Linked DNA regions of Mus musculus: region 2 is linked to region 1. A link is a loop called in an ENCODE intact Hi-C map of the cell type or tissue named here. Cell type or tissue: left cerebral cortex. All regions are shown on one strand.

The links. A loop is a pair of places that touch in the nucleus more often than their neighbours do. Peaks named below come from ENCODE experiments on the same cell type or tissue, not always from the same donor. Only the 100,000 strongest peaks of a DNase experiment are listed, where the experiment ranks them.
Region 2: a loop joins it to region 1, with 2.4 times the contacts of the local background. A loop is called at or near these places in 6 of 42 quality-filtered maps.

What each region holds. Positions count from the first base shown.
Region 1 is chr2:25,824,723-25,832,722 of GRCm38, forward strand. Lcn9 (lipocalin 9) reads left to right here. Exons shown (of 7, transcript NM_029959.2): 5 at 1-48; 6 at 178-222; 7 at 549-815. The coding sequence ends at 194. Among named protein-coding and RNA genes, the nearest start is that of Lcn9, 5.6 kb to the left of the region's middle. In left cerebral cortex, a CTCF peak has its summit at 3,855; no DNase peak of the experiment used is centred here.
Region 2 is chr2:26,281,168-26,289,167 of GRCm38, forward strand. It overlaps Ccdc187 (coiled-coil domain containing 187), which reads right to left. Exons shown (of 10, transcript NM_177841.3): 4 at 6,768-6,860; 5 at 1-456. Among named protein-coding and RNA genes, the nearest start is that of Ccdc187, 9.4 kb to the right of the region's middle. In left cerebral cortex, no CTCF peak of the experiment used is centred here; a DNase peak (open chromatin) is centred at 4,772.

The DNA.
Region 1 (8,000 bases):
ATCTATATGGGCTGGACTCACAAAATATCATCGACATGACAAAAAAAGGTAAGGTTCTCTTCTCTGACTCAGAAAGGCCCAGAGAAGGCAGCTCACAGCCTGGTGTGCCTTGCACGGATGCCCTGAGGACTGGGACAGGGGTTGAGCAAGCCATCTGACATCCCCTTGTCTCCCCAGATTTTTGCTTTTTATAGACCATAGAGGAACCAGCCAGGCCTTCTGGTATGTGAATTTTGGTTTGGGTACAAGACAAGCAGCCTGGGGTGTTGGGAACCGGGCAGGGTAACCAACAGCCAGTGGTGTCAGAAGCTGGGGGAGGTCCATCTCAGAGTGACCATGAGCTTCATATCTCAAAGCTTATACTCTGCTCATCACTGGGTTGTCCTGCTGAAGCAAAGGAACACCCAGCTCTTTGTAGAAGACTGTGTGATATATTCCCAGAGTCAGGATTGTAGTGGGGCCTTTTATAGTGTGTCTGAGAAGAGTGGGAAACTACCCTGGATGCTATGTGCAGTAAAGGATGCATCTTGAGGTTTACTGTCTTACAGCTTTGCACCCCAGAGAGTTGAGATCCAGGCACTGCGGAGACAGCATTAGGCATCCTCTTTCTTTCTGATGCTGGCCAGCATTGGGCATCCTCTTTCTTTCTGATGCTGGCCTGTGGTCATATCTCCGTACTCTAGGCCTCTGTCTTCACATGGCCTTCTGTGTCTGCATTTCCTCCTCTGCCAATGAGATTTAAGCCACCAAGACATTCAAACTGATCTTAACTCATGTATGAAGACTTTTGCCAAATAAAGTTCCTCCTTTGGTTCAAGAATGAAGACAAGCATGTGTTTAGGGACATAGCACTTGGCACTTCAAGATCTTTTCTTAGAAACAGGACTCCATGGTAGTAAAGATCACCCTCGGAGCATCCAAGAGACTGAACCCAGAGTCACCTCTTAAAGGACCCTGCACAAGGGCCCATGAGGTTCTATGGAGACAGGGTCTGTAAGACCTGGAAGTCTTCAGATGAGGGGTTGAGACCCTGTATGACCACCTCTGGGACTAGATTCCCTGAGGGACTAGTGATAGAAACCCAGCTGGGATAAGGGTCTGTCCCATGTGTTGGTGATCATGCAGGATAGAAGTTATAGTGTTTCGTGGGCTGGAAGTGACCCTCCTGGACTGCAGCAGAGAGATGTGAACACTGTACCCACACAAGCAGTCTATAAAGATGTTCACGTTAGCTTCCTTCATGACCACAGTCTGCAGCAGGTGATACATTTCAGCAAGCCAGAGCCTTGGGCCTTGGGTCAGCATATAAAGGCAGGATTGAAAAATTGTAGGAAAGAGGCCGGATTAGAGGAATGGCATCAGGAAGTGAGTGTGAGGGGCAGCACGATGATCCCAGCTGTGCTGTCTCTGAAGGACAGAGGCAGAGCATATACAGCCTCCAAAACGACAAAATGCTCAGGACCAAACACACATTCTAACAAGCAAACACACTCACGTACACAGGCATATATGAACATGCACATGCTCATGTGCTCAAACATACATGTGTTCATTCATATGCATATGTGTGCAATGCATGCTTATCTACAGGATCACTCACATATATACACATATACATGCTCATGCACTCACACACATACACTCACACAGACACATGCCCACTCACCCATGTACACACAAAGGAGCCTAGTGGCTTATTTCAAGATATTTCTTAGGAGGCAGTTTCTCCCTTAGCAGTGCTTAGCACTCCAGCTGTGGGACAGCAGGGCCAGGTAGGTCTGAGTCGCCTTCCAAGGACTGGCCAGCTGGCAGAATGGTCACTCCCAGGCAGCCTGGTCTGTGGATCACTTGGTGCAGCCTGCTGAACCACAGCATGGACAGATGTGCAGGAACCCACCCCCGTGTAGTTTTCTTGTAGCTGCAGCTGTAAGGGTCTATGATTCGCCAAGAATGATATGCTGGACTCAAGTAGTAAGCAAAAGCAAAGACCATTCTATTCTACAGAAGTCCAGCATGCTGGGGTCTACCATTACCAAGATGGAGACACACCAGTGAGTTTTCAGGCCTGATTTAAAGAATAATAGGGGAATTCCAGGAAGGAGGGTGTCTATCTTAAGCATTGCCTCTATCTCTAGGGACATTCCAGAACCATTGCTGGGGGCTGGAAACTATTGATGGGGAAGTTTGGAAACTGCTACTGACCCATTGTCCTAGCCTCAGGCTAGGTGAGGGGGCAGTTTCAGAGGCCTGTTCTTGCCCAGTTCTTGGAAACAAAGATTTAGGCCTAGTCTCATGAACTGTCAATTTGAAGCCTGTCATGGAGTCAGCCTAGCCTGTCTCACAGCAAAGTCAGCCTGAGGAAGAGAGGGTTTATCTGGGGTCACACGGGCAAGATTCCTTGTGCCTGAGGCAGCTGTCACTCCGGAGGTGGAGAGAAGTGGACAGTGGTGCTCACTTCCTCACTTTTTTTATTCCATCTGGGATGCTGCCACGGAGATGTACGGTGGGCCTCCTGTCTCAGTGAGCTCAATCTAGAGACTCCCTCACAAGCATTCTCACGGGCTGTATCCAAGAAGATTAGAGATCCTGTCCAATTGACAGTATTGATCGTGACACTTGGGAATCAGAATAATGGCTGTCCTGAAGAATGGCAGGAAGTGGCTGACCAGCACATGCAGGCCTCTGTCCTCTCTTAGAGGGCTGCATGAAGGAGATGGGGCCATAGCCAAGCTCCCCAAGTTCCCATGCTGTCTTCTGCACAGTCTAGGACTGGTCCTGCCTTGTGGGCTTTCCCCACCCCACCCCACTCCACTCCTCCACCCCCTGAAGACAAGGAAACAGGACAAGACTAGATATCTGCTGCCCCACACCACTGGACTCCTAAGAATGTCACTGAGGTAGAAGGCCCTTGAATTTTAGTTGTGTTTGGTTCCCATCCTCCGAGGAGTTGTGTTACCAACAAGTCCAAAGTGGTTACTGCTTCCTGCTCACTTTGTCTAATCAGCATAATATCATGGACATTGTGCACCAATGGGATATTTTCTAGAAGAGACGCATGATCAAGATCCCTCTAAGTTATGACATAGGGCTGGAGAGTTAATAAATCCTTGAGATAAAACTGTAAAGGTATACTGTTGGTCTTGCCAGCTCAGAGTGAATTGCTTCTGGTGGGTCTTATGGACAGGCACTGAGCAAAGGGCATTTTGCTCAATCAATTGTTGTGCACCACATACCAGGCTATAGGGCACATGGGCTGTGCTATCAGACGGGCATAAGAACTGGAGGTGGGGTGTGGTCAAACCCTGGGAAATCTCAGAGATCTTAGATGGCAGGTGTGGAGCTGCCCTCTCTGCCTGCTCTGGAACATATATCAACCACTCCAAACTGAGGGGACCAGGGGAGTCAGGCATACGATGCAGCACCTGGAACTCCTCTCCCTGCTAATGAAGCATCCCAGCAGCCTAAACGTTCAGCCAATGACCTTCCCTTCCTGGATATTCCTATACCCTTCCCCCAAATTATATAATCCCGGAGATTACCTCGAATAAACTGTATGCACAACCACCCCCAGGAAAGAAATATGAACAAGCTAAGGTCATCTCAGAGACTTGCTTCATGAAAGATCACCATGGGGAAGACCTTCGCCTAAAAGAACCCCAACACTAAACTTCTGGAAGAAAGCCTTCCAGCACTCGGCACTCGCTCCTCCCTGTTATCTCGGTTCCGCTCACCCATTCAAGTGGCACACAGCAGTGCTCTTGTGCCCCCAAAGGGAGACACAGACCTCAGACTCCATTACTGACTTCCTCTCTCCAGGCCAGTACACTGACACTGCTTGGGCACCCCAAGAGGCAGCCTTGGGACTACAGCATTCATCCCAGACCCTCCTTCTCCTCTGGGTTGGTGTGTAGCTGCATTCTCACAAAATTTCACAAAAGGGAAACGTGGGCTGCAGACTCCCTGTCCCAGACTCTGCCTGGCTTGTGTGTTGGCAGAGTCTAGACACCACCAGAGGGCAAAGATAGGCAGATCCTGGGACCCACAACAAACATGAGAACCACAGCAGGATGTGTGATAATTCTCTGAAGTACAGACACCATATCCGGTAAAGCAGCTGCAATAAGAGACAATACTTAGTGGGATTTTTGACAGTCAGCTGTCATTCTCCACGATCCATCTGTCTTCTGCACTGGCCAGATAGGAGAGTTAAGGAAGATGTAGTGGGAACTATCATTCCTGCATCTTTCAGCTCTTTGACGGTGGCATTAATTTCTGCAATTCTCCCAGGGATGCAATACTGTTTTTGATTCACTCTTTTCCTTAGTAAAGGCAACTCTAAAGATTTGCATCTAGCCTTTCCAACTATAACAACCCTCACTCCACAGGTCAGGGAACCAATGTGAGGATTCTGCCAACTTCTAAGTCTATCTATCCCAGTTATACGTTCTGGGGCTGGGGAAATAACCACAGGATGAACTCAGGGACCCACTGGACCTACTGTGAGTCAGACTTCAGTGAGAACTCCATTAATCACCAGGCCTCCATAAGCCCCCACTTTAACTGGAGGCCACAATGTTTCTTGAGATCTCCCAGAACCAGTGTCAATTCACAACCAGTATCAAGTAGACTCTGGAGAGTCTGATCGTTTCCTTTCTCCCCAGTATGCAGTTACCCGTGACAAAGGCCATGCATAGGTCTCTCTGGGCAAGGACTGGGGAAAGGCTAATAGTGAAATTTTTAGTTACTTTATCAAGGTCCTTCCTCAGGGGAATCTGGGCGTCCCTACACTTAAGGGATTCTGGGTCGGCAAACTGCCTCAAGTCTGGAAATTGGATCACTTTTGCCATCATCCATTGTGGCATTTCTTTTATTTGTTGGAGATTTTTTTTTCATTTATACAGATCAAACAAAACTTCAGTAGGCTTCTTATCTATTTCGTGCCTGGAAGCACCATGACTGATTACAGTACCGAAGGTCCAGATGAGTGATGCCATTGCTGAGTTCACTTTGCCTGTCCTGACCATTTCGGGTCCACCATTACTCACGGTCAGACATTGTTTTGTCTCTGCTGCCCATTATGACATCTACAATCAGCTTGCCTTTCATGATTCACTGCAGCCATCTGGCCCCTGCTACCCTGGGCCCAATTCAACCTACAGCATTTAATTCATTCAACTGAGCAGCAGCCATCTTCAGCCCTCCAGTCTGGGACAAGAAAAAGGACAACAAAGCTCTTCAAGTGCTGGTGCTCCTCTCGATACTGTGTACCTTACAGGATTCATGAAGGGCTTGTCTTCTGGGCCTTCCCATTGTGGAGGATATCGTTTACATAGTGTACCCACTCTAGCACTGCAACTTCCCTGAGCCTTAAAATCCCTTCATCAACACTCAGCCAAGGGATAGCAGGCATCTCCAACTCCTTTTCAGTGGCCATCTTTTGACAAATGCTTCAGCCAACCTTTCAAACAAACCTTTGACACCTTTTTTTTTTAACTGTGTGAGCTTCCATATTAAACCTAGACTCTCCACTCAAAGGGCCCATGTCAATAAACTCTGTCTGATCCCTTTATGTTTCTTCCACAGTAACAAGAGCTGCAAGTTGTCTCTGGTGCCTCCATTTTGGCACCTTAGATGAACTTTGTCTTGCTGAATAAAGTACCAGTAACTGTAAGGGAGCCCAAGGGAGTTACCAAGTAACTGTTTTCCCAGGAAGAAAAACCACCTAAGGCCTTGAGCTCTTTCTAACAGCCTGACCTCCCTAATTTTGCTAATCTCAGAGTCTAGCTTTTTGTAAGTTTTGCTTAGCCTGTAGCTGTACCAAGAGAACCTTGAGGGCTTTCCCAACAGGCTATGATTTCTTGCTTAAATATGACCCTGAAGAAGGCTCACTCCTGTATTTGGGTCCCAAGTACCCAGATGTAGTCACCAACTAACTGCAATAAAGACTTACACTAGTCTCATAGACTGTTTCCGGGTGGTCCTCTCTGGTGGGAGCCCCACAACATTGCTATAACAGCGACCCAGGTCTTAGCACAACTGACTCCATGATGGGAGGACCATTCAGGCTGTAAAACTGAGCATAGAGACAGAATCATCTAGTAGAACCTAAGAGACCTAATCCATCAAAGTCCACAGTTCTAGGAAACTATAAGTACTGGCTTCTACAATTCTGCTTCTGGCCAACGTTCTTGTCAACTGAAGTGTGTCAACCCAGGACAAGGCTATGTTTAAAATCTCACCCCGAGAAAGGCTCAGCGTAACACTGGGATCCCAAACACCCAGTGTAGTTGCCAGCTGGCTAATAAAGACTTTCCATTGGCTTAAATCCATATCCAGGCAGTCTTCTCTAGTGAACACCCCACAACAACCACACTTAAAATCCATTTCCACACATATTTCCCCAGACTTATTGATGTTTAAAAAAGATAAAGAGATATAAGATATGTTCTATGGGGGTGTGGTGAGGTGTAGGGGAAGGGGGTGCCTTGGCGGGCCCATGGCAAAGCATCCCTCCCCTCTAAGGGACCAGCCACACGACAGTATATTATAGAATACAGTTTATTCAGGGTATGGGGTAGGGAGTTAAGAGGGTAGTAGAGGCAGAGAAAGGCAGAGAGAGGGAAAGAGTAGAGAAGTAGAGGTAGAGGCTGGCCATGAGCACATGGAGAAAGGGGGAAGGGAATGGGGACAGAGTGGGAACAAGAGAGCAAGAGGTAAGAAGACAAGAGAGGGAGACAAGAGGGCAAGAGAGGGAGGAGGGGGCAAGCAGCCCTTTTTATAGTGGGCCAGGTCTACCTGGCTGTTGCCAGGTAACTGTGAGGAGCAGCATACCTGGCTGTTGCCAGGTAACTGTGGGGTAGAGTTTAGACAGAATGCTAACATTCCCCTGTTTTGGTTTAATTAAAAAGAAAAATTAGAAAGAGGTCACGGCAAAGCAGGAATAGGGTCATCGTAATATCTGACTACTTCTAGCTGGCTTTGGGGACGACGTGTCTCTAGGGAACTCAGAAGGATGAGTATGGCGGATGTTTGTCTTGTCTTAGGAGAGTCAGCTGTTTCCTTGCTGTCCAGAGTCTGTGGAGCCATCTGAGGATAGGTCAGAAGGAGAAGGAACAAGTCCTGTAACTGTTCCTTGGGGCATCTGAAGGTTGCTCCTCTGGAGTGGTCCTGGGTGTATTCAGCACCTGGACTTGACAAGATGTTGAAACACATTATTATAGGTAGAGAATAAGATTAAGTATGTTTGGGAGAAAGAAAAATGTTTTCTTAAGATGTACATTTGAAACCCAGAGGAATCCCATCCTTTGGAATAGGTAGCAAGTGGAAACCTTGGGCAGATGTACTTGTCTGGATGCAGGCTATTTGGTCCATGAGAGGCAGATCTGAGTAGGTTTCCTGTAGCTTGTAAGGGAGTTAACAACATGAGTTAGCAACATGAGTAGTCTTTAGGATGAACCTTTTGTGGAGCAGAAGGAACAAGAATTTGTGATTAAAAAGTTGAAAAAGTTGTATCATATAGTGGAATATTTTATTAGAGTTAGGCAAATTTATAGGAACTCAGATAATGTTAAGACAGTGGCATAGCAAGAAGAGGCAATATGAAGCATTTGATTAATGGAAACAGTTTAGGTAAGAAGATAACAGATGGCATCTTGTGAAAGCTTTTTTCTAGCTGCCAATGTAGTCAGAAGTCTAAGAAAGAATAAACAATAGTCTATCCGTTATATACCAGTTATATATTACTTTAAAAATGACAGAGTCCACTAGCCAACAGTTCTCAGAGGTCTCCTTGGTCTCCATGGCAATGTGGGCGGTCAGTCTGACTTATAAGTGCAGAAGATGCAGGGCTTTTTCTCTGTGGAATAGATATGTGTGACATGAGAAATGACTTACCTTTATTTAGCCAAGTCATTTGACTCAGGGTATCCAGTGGTGTCCACTGTGTTTCTCAATGATTATCATACCACAATCCAGGCAGTATCCTGTAGCTGTGTCCACAT
Region 2 (8,000 bases), 460 kb after region 1:
AGGAGTCTTGCCCCTGTCCTGTCCAGGTCCTCCGTGGACAAGACTCGTGCTCAGCCAAGGCTTTCTTCCTGTGTTGCTGGCTGTGCAAGTTCCCAGCTCTGTGCAAGGAAGAGTTCTTTCCTTCTGTCACAGTCCAAGCAGTCTTTGAGGAGCCCTGCATGTCCTGGGTGCTTTGGAGTCCCCGATCCCTCTTCCCTACCAGGTTCTGTGGCTTTGGTTTCGATAGTGAGAGCTTCCTGTCCACTCTGGGGCTCCTGGTAAGCTCCAGGCCAGCCTGGATTTGTTGGCGCAGGTCTTGTAGGGTCTCCATAGCACCATGGATAGTTGCTGACTGATCCTGGAAAGCCAGGCTGGGTGTATGCTTGGAAACCTGCTGGTCACTGTGGGCAGACATGGGTTTACACAACCAGGTGTGGGCAGGTGAGGCCTTGACAGCTGCTGCTTTCCTGTCAGAGCCTGCAAAGACAGGCGACAAAGTAGTGTTAGGGTCTGAGGGCTGGAGGAAAGAACAGACCTGTTCCTCCATTCAGGAGACAACATGGGGTGACTAGGGAGGCCCTGGCCTCATCCCCACAAATTTCCTCTCAGCCTCAGCCCTCATGATCAGCACACAAAGGAGAATAGGGGCTGCTTTTAAGTGAGCCACCTGTTTTATGTGTGTTAACAGGGTGCACATGGAGGGGTGATGGGTGTCCACCTCATGAGTGGTCTCTCCCATCTGCTCTCTTCACAAAAGATCAAGTAGTACATCTGTTCCCAAAGCTGAGAAGAGCCTCTCTCTTCCGGTTTGTAAAGATAATTATACCCAAATTTCCATCTCTGAGGGAAAGCTTAAGAGAGGCTACCCAGCTTCCACCCTCCCAGGTAGCAAAGAAATGTTCTCTGTGCCCACCCACTAATGCCACAGCAAAACAGACCAGGCCAAGGCTGAGGCCTGAGGTACCTAATTCCATGTCAGGGACCTTGCTCTGGAGCCGGGAGAGGGCAGCAGGGGGCCCAAGCAACCGCCTCACGAGGGCTTGTCCTTTTCGCCAGGCGTACACACCAGCCAACTCAGAATCTTAAATAGAAAACACACAGTAGGACCCATGGCTCTCAGACCACTGGCAAGGGGCCATACCAATTCCAGAGACAGCTTAGCATGCCCCGCAAGGGTCCACAGAGAAACCCCTCATATCCAAACCCCTGTGGGAACAAAGCCAATCGTTTAGTCACTAGCCAGCATGGTGCATCTCTGTAATAGTGAAGTCCTAGGAGCCTGCTCAATGGAGGTTATATAAAACCTTGCCCCTAACAGGTCTACCTATGGGCTGTTCAACACTAGCCCAGGCACACAACCTACACTTGACCAGGAACAATGACAAGGCCACAGCCCCAGATGACACCTGCAGCTGGTCACTCAGCCATGGGCTCACACCAGAGCCACAACAGCCAGCAATGTCATGACCTTAGCAAAGAGATTAAGGTTCCCTGAAACTTGTTAGAGTCACATCAGTGGAATCAGGATCAGAGACAAGTTTAGCTGGCCTAATGGTACAAAAATAAATGACCAACACAACCAAGCTTCCCTTAACACTATCACATGGGGACATGTGACTTAACATGTCACATGTCCCGATGATTGTTTCAGGTTTTACTTCATAATCTCAAATTGCATCTAATGCTAACACTGACTGGCCACCTTGACAACCCCAGTTACAAAGCCCCACAAAGACAGGAGGCAGGCCTTCCACCCACTCTCACATACTCATTCCCACATGTTCACAAGGCTCGTTCTTACACACTCACAAGTCACGATGCTCAGTTCCACACAGACTCACATACACTCACAGGCTCACACAGGTTCCATCCTCTATAGAAGCCTGTGTAAAAGAACTGTGAACTGACCAGGTGTGATGGCACACACCTTTAATCCCAGCACTCTGGAGGCAGAGGCAAATGGATCTCTGAGACTTTGGGGCCAGCTTGATCTACAAAGCGAGTCCAGGACAGCCAGGACTCTGTTACGCAGAAACCCTGTCTCGAAACACAAACCAAACCAAAGAAACAAATAAGCTGTGAACTTACTGCAAACCAGATGTGGCAGAGCACAGAATGTTCATCCTGCAGAGAAAATGTGGACATTCCAGGGCATCCCATCCATCATGCCTTTGCTTCTGAATATAGTCATGTATACTTTATGCAATTCCTTCTAGAAGGCCACCATGTAGGACAAACACTCTGCCCTATCCACAGTGCACAGTAAGTTCACAGCATTCTTACACAGGCTACCACAATGCTCACACAGATTCACACATCCATGTATTTAAACACAAGCACACATTCACATGGGCTCATATGTATCCACATACTCAAAGCTCCCACACAGGCTCACGTACATTCACATAAGCTCATTTACATTAGCACACAGGCTTGCATATTCGCATGCTCACAGATGTGCCCCCTCATATAAGAGCCCACACTCAAATACACACAGGCAACCATATACAAATGCTTGGTACACTCACACGGGAGCAAACGCACGTTCATGCATAGGCTCTCACACAAACATGGTCACAGGCACAGACATACCACTGTTTCCAGTCCGCTCTGCAAAACTGAGATTACACCGTATGGTTCAAGTCACTCTACCCACACCCCTGCTTCAGGTGACACCAGGGATCATCCATGTAGACCAAGCCAGGACTTGCCCTGTGCCCTATGGGCAACACATCACAGGTAAGACTATCCAGAGCACAGACCCCTTTGGGCAGCCTACCTGAGTCAAGCCCTTCTCCTCCCTCCTCCCTCCTCCCTCCTCTAACCTGACAGTTGTTAGTTAAATAGCAATCTGCCATGGTTTAGAAATTTTAGCCATTGGGGACTGGAGAGATGGCTCAATGGTTAAGAGGCACTGGCTGCTCTTCCACAGTCCCAGCTTTGATCCCAGTACCCATGGCAGCTTACAATGCCTGTAATTGCAGTCCCCAAGAATTTGACAGTCTCTTCTGGTCTACTCAGGTACCAGGCATGCAAGAGGCTCATGGACATATATGTAGGCAGACTACCCATACACATAAAACTTAAAAATAAATATTTTTTTAATTTTAAAACATTTTGAAAAATAGTTAAGTCATGATAGTTGAAAAATATTCACCTATCCAGGTCAAAGGAAAACAAAGGCCTATGTTGCATAATCTGGAGAAACTCTGCTGGGGCGAGCTGCTCCAAGTCACCCAGTGTTCCAGGCCTTAAACTCCCTTTCCTGGGAAGAAGACGGGCATCATCCAGCCAGTCCCTCTATGGGGACAGGCTATGCTTTCTCTAGGCCTCAGCTGCTTCCTCTATTTTGTTTGTTTGGTTGGTTGGTTGATTTGTTTTCTGGGTTTTGTTTGTTTGTTTGTTTGTTTTTTAAGACAGGATTTCTGTATAGTCCTAGCTGTCCTGGAATTCACTCTGTAGACCAGTCTGGCCTCAAACTCACAGAGATCTGCCTTCCTCTGCCTCCCAAGTGCTAGGATCAAAGGTGTGGACCACCACTGCCCAGCTTGACCCTCAACTTCTTAAAACTGTAGGTTTTGATCCCATATGGGGCTGTGTAACAGAATGTGGGGCAGAAAAAAAAAAGGCAAAAGTAAAAAAAGTTTCTAAACACATAGCAAGCCAGAATCCATATAAACTCAAATGCTTTGTGAAGATGTCTATCAGTGCTCACCCATGTTACATCACAAGGATTCACATCTGCCTTAGTTCTGAACACACAACACTCACCATCATACCACACAACTCCAACACACACACCTCAAACATCTCAGCTAGACTCCAGGTCAGTGCACGTCGTGAACTGCCATGATTTCACTATCCATAAAAGTTTCCTGCTTTTATAGAGACATGCTGGTTTTGTTATATATATTTTTAAAAATCTGTTTTCCTGTGATCATGTCTGAGTATGTAAGTCTCAAATCAGTCCTCTTGACTCTACTGTGCTTGAGTGTTTGGTTTCTAAAACTGCTCTTTGAGTTACTGACTTAAATTTCACTTTAAAGAATTCTTAAGGGGCTGGAGAGATGCTCAGTGTGAAGAGCACTGGCTGCTCTCCCAGAGGACCCAGGTTCCGTTTTCAGCACCATGCCTGGTGACTCGCATGTGACCTGTAACTCCCATCAAGGAGTTACCTGCCCTTTTCCAGCTTCAGAGGCACCAGGCATATTTATGGTGCATATGCATACATGCAGGTAAAACACTCACATGTAAAATAAACTAAAAACAAAAAAAAACAAAACTGTTAAGTGGACACTGGCTAGGGATTAGGACAGAATTCCCAACAATTTCTGAAATAGCCCTAAACACACTCCTGACACATCAATTAACTCTGAAAACACTTGAGGATGCTTGTGCACCCGACAGTATCAAATATTCAGGGAAGATTTAATCCTTTATGCAAAATATGTAAATAAATTTGCACCATTAGTATGCAAATTTTTGCTTTTGTTTTAGGAGATGGTTGCATCGCTGAATGGAGACACTTTAAGACATTCCCCAGAAGAACAGGACCCTGGGCCAAGAAAGGTCAACCCTGAAGTCTCAGTTCCAGACCCAAGGCTAAGCCCAGCTGCTGTTCATGAGATACAGCTGTAGGACCAGTGCTTAGACTATTCCATCTATAAGAGAGGGTAACGTGCCAGAGACTGCTGCTTTCACAGCTCTGCAGGTGGAAACCCAAGCTGAACTCTGGAGTCTGGGGTGGGGTTTGGCTGTGCAGAGCACATCCAGGCTCAGTAGGGATGGGAAGGAGCTTCGTAAGCACTTGAGCCCTGCCCTTCGGTGATGCACTGAGCTGATCACGCTCTCTCTGCGCACCAGGCACTGGGCCAGCGCCAGGCACTGGGCCAGAGGCACCATGTAGGGAGAATGGCCCCACTGGCCTCCCTCACAGCCACCCAGGCTCCCCATTAGCCCACCAGAGGAGTCCTGGTCGATAAATGGGTCCTGATGGGCACATTTTTTTCTTCTGCTGAACAGTTTAATGGCAATTAATTTTTTTATGGGAGGATTTTTAATCTGTGGAAATGGATGGAGTCCCCAAGTGCCCTGTCAAAGCTCCAGGCCGACCTAATCTATGATAAAAAATGCAAAGTGAGGTGATATAATCTGAAATTAAATATCGGGCTTCATTTTCCTTTGGCCCGGATGGATGAATATTTTATAACTATTGTGATTTAATTTTTTGTTAACTACAGCAAATTTCTAATTCATCCAATTCCCAAGTCCTGTAGCTCTGACCCCTGAACCCAAACTCATCTCTCCTTAGCCCAGCTGTGGCTTCGTCACTGACAGAAACTAATGGTCACTACCATCAGGGTGACACGGTGACTACAATGATGAATGCTGCTGGTGGCGCGCCCTCTGACCCTGTGTCAGGCAGACGGCAGGTCATTTTTCAAGCAAGCCATTAAAACAAAACAACGGAAAGCTGCGAATGAGGGAGATGATGATGTGGAAGATGGCTGTATTGTATGCCTGTTCAGGGCACCTTCCAGAATCTTCCTGTAGTTTTGCTGTCTCTCAGTCTTGGATTCTAGAGGTGTTTGTCCTTCCTGACCTGTGCCACCTCTGGCCAGCTGGAAGACTCATGTGCACCCTCTGCTGAGCATAGTATGTGCTAGGCAAAGACTCATTACTCTAGAAGACAGAGACTGCTTGGGAGCAGGGGAGGCAGGACACTGAACAGAAATGGAGGTGAGGGGGCTGGTGAGATGGCTCAGTGGTTAAGAGCACCGACTGCTCTTCCAAAGGTCCAGAGTTCAAATCCCAGCAACCACATGGTGGCTCACAACCATCCGTAACGAACGCCCTCTTCTGGAGTGTCTGAAGACAGCTACAGTGTACTTACATATAATAAATAAATGAATCTTTAAAAAAAAAAAAAAAAAAAAAAAAAAAAAGAAATGGAGGTGAGGTTGTGCACAGAGCACATGCTACCCATGCTGATGGGCCCAGAATAGTGGCCTCATGAAGTGGGGAAACTGAGGCAGAGACATTCCAAAAGGCACCTTAAAAGTTCTCCCAGACCCTGTGTGGACTTTAGGCTCAGTCCTGCCAAACTGACCACAACCCATCTCCCTACCTGGGAAGTCTTAGTGGTATTGCTGAGGCCAGGCGGGAGCAGGAGCCTCAACAAGGGCTCAGGTACAGTCTCAGAATGTGTCTGGTGCACTAATAAGGAGCACAGGTCCAGAGCTTACCACCCATAGGGTCTCTAACTAGATCCCCTGAAAACTTGCCATAAAACAGACAGCCACATAGGCCAGGGTGGAGCACTTGCAGGCAGCTCATGGTGCCACAGAGATACAGGTATCACCAAGCATGCTTCCACCTGTAGTCCTTGATCCCAAATCAGGAAGGCATACCCTTTTCCAGGTTACCTGGGAGGGCATCAAAGCAGCAACACACCTCAGATAAGAAGAAAGGTAGGGGTACCACTTTACTCAGTCTTCCTAGCATGTCGCTGTTCTGATGAGCAATAGACTGAGAACATGAGCAGTGTGGCCAGATGGCTTTATGCCATTCCAGTCTGCAGGGGCATAAGGACAGCTCACATCACTTGGGGAGTTACAGACTTCCATTCCATGGCAAGGAACCTTCAGATCCCAGGATCCCAAGCTCCTTGTATATAGCAAAGTAGGTGGCCTCTGGTAGCCAATGTCCCCAGCATAGAATCAAGAGCAATGTGTCACCCTCACCAGCTAGACTCACAGACTCTGGGGTCTGAAGTAGCAAAGCCTCACCTCTGCCTTTGGCAGTTCTGCGAAGGATAGAAGACTTTGAGATCTCTCTTTTGCAAGAAGCATTTTTGACCTTTTTGAAGTTTGTCCTTGGAACTGAAAGAAGAAATGGAGAGAGAGGAAGGGAGGAAACCTTAATCAGACAACATTTTGCAAGTGGGCAATATATTCACCTTGACACTAGGGCCTGGGTTTACATTTTCTGAGCAAATAAATGACTGAATGAGCCAAACCCCAAGGGAATGCAAGTATAACATCATTGCCCCGGACATAGTTCCCACTAGGGAAGGAAGATGGAGACTGGAGCTAAAGGGTCCAGTCTTTGACTGACAAGCATGATGACATCACTCTGATGGGAGAGCCCCTTCAATATCCCACAGCAAGTTCAGTGGCCAACTGGGGTCGAATTGTCTGTTTGGGAGGCTGAAACAGGAAGAGCTGTATAGTAAGGTCCTCTCTAAAACAGAAAGAGGAAGAGAAGAAGAAGAAGAAGAAGAAGAAGAAGAAGAAGAAGAAGAAGAAGAAGAAGAAGAAGAAGGAGGAGGAGGAGGAGGAGGAGGAGGAGGAGGAGGAGGAGAGGAAGAGGAAGAGGAAGAGGAAGAGGAAGAGGAAGAGGAAGAGGAAGAGGAAGAAGAAGAAGAAGAAGAAGAAGAAGAAGAAGAAAAAGAGAAGTGGTGGAGAATATGGGAGGACATATTCTGTGGGACTCCAGTCATGTGACAGTCCCAGCATCATCAGATCCACAGAGACAGGAAGTCAGATAGTGGGTACTAGGCTTTCTTGCTTATCCTATCCTGCTTCCAGAGGAAGAAACAGAGAAGAAAGTGTGCCAGCCAAGAGCTGGGGACCAACGGGCCTGGGAGGGCTGTGGCTTCTGCATTCTGAACTTGACCTGTGGCCCAGTGGCCACACTTGTGGTAGAGAAAGGACGATGGGTTATCAGACAAGCTGAAAGGACAGGATCTCATGGAAGGCAGAAGAGAAGATAGGACTAAACTCAAGAAGGTTCTGTCTAGCCTGTCCATCAGCCAGCTTGGGACCCTGCCTACATCTGCCGCTGGCTCACAATCACAAGGTAGGGCATGCCCCTGTTGTCTGCTGTCCAATAGGTGTCAACTAGAGCACTGAACAGCCTTCACACCTTGCTAGGGACCTGCCTCTTACCACTTCCTCTTTCCATAAGAAACCCTCGTATTCCCAAATTGTCCAGGGTCTCCATGATCTGAGGAAATCCCA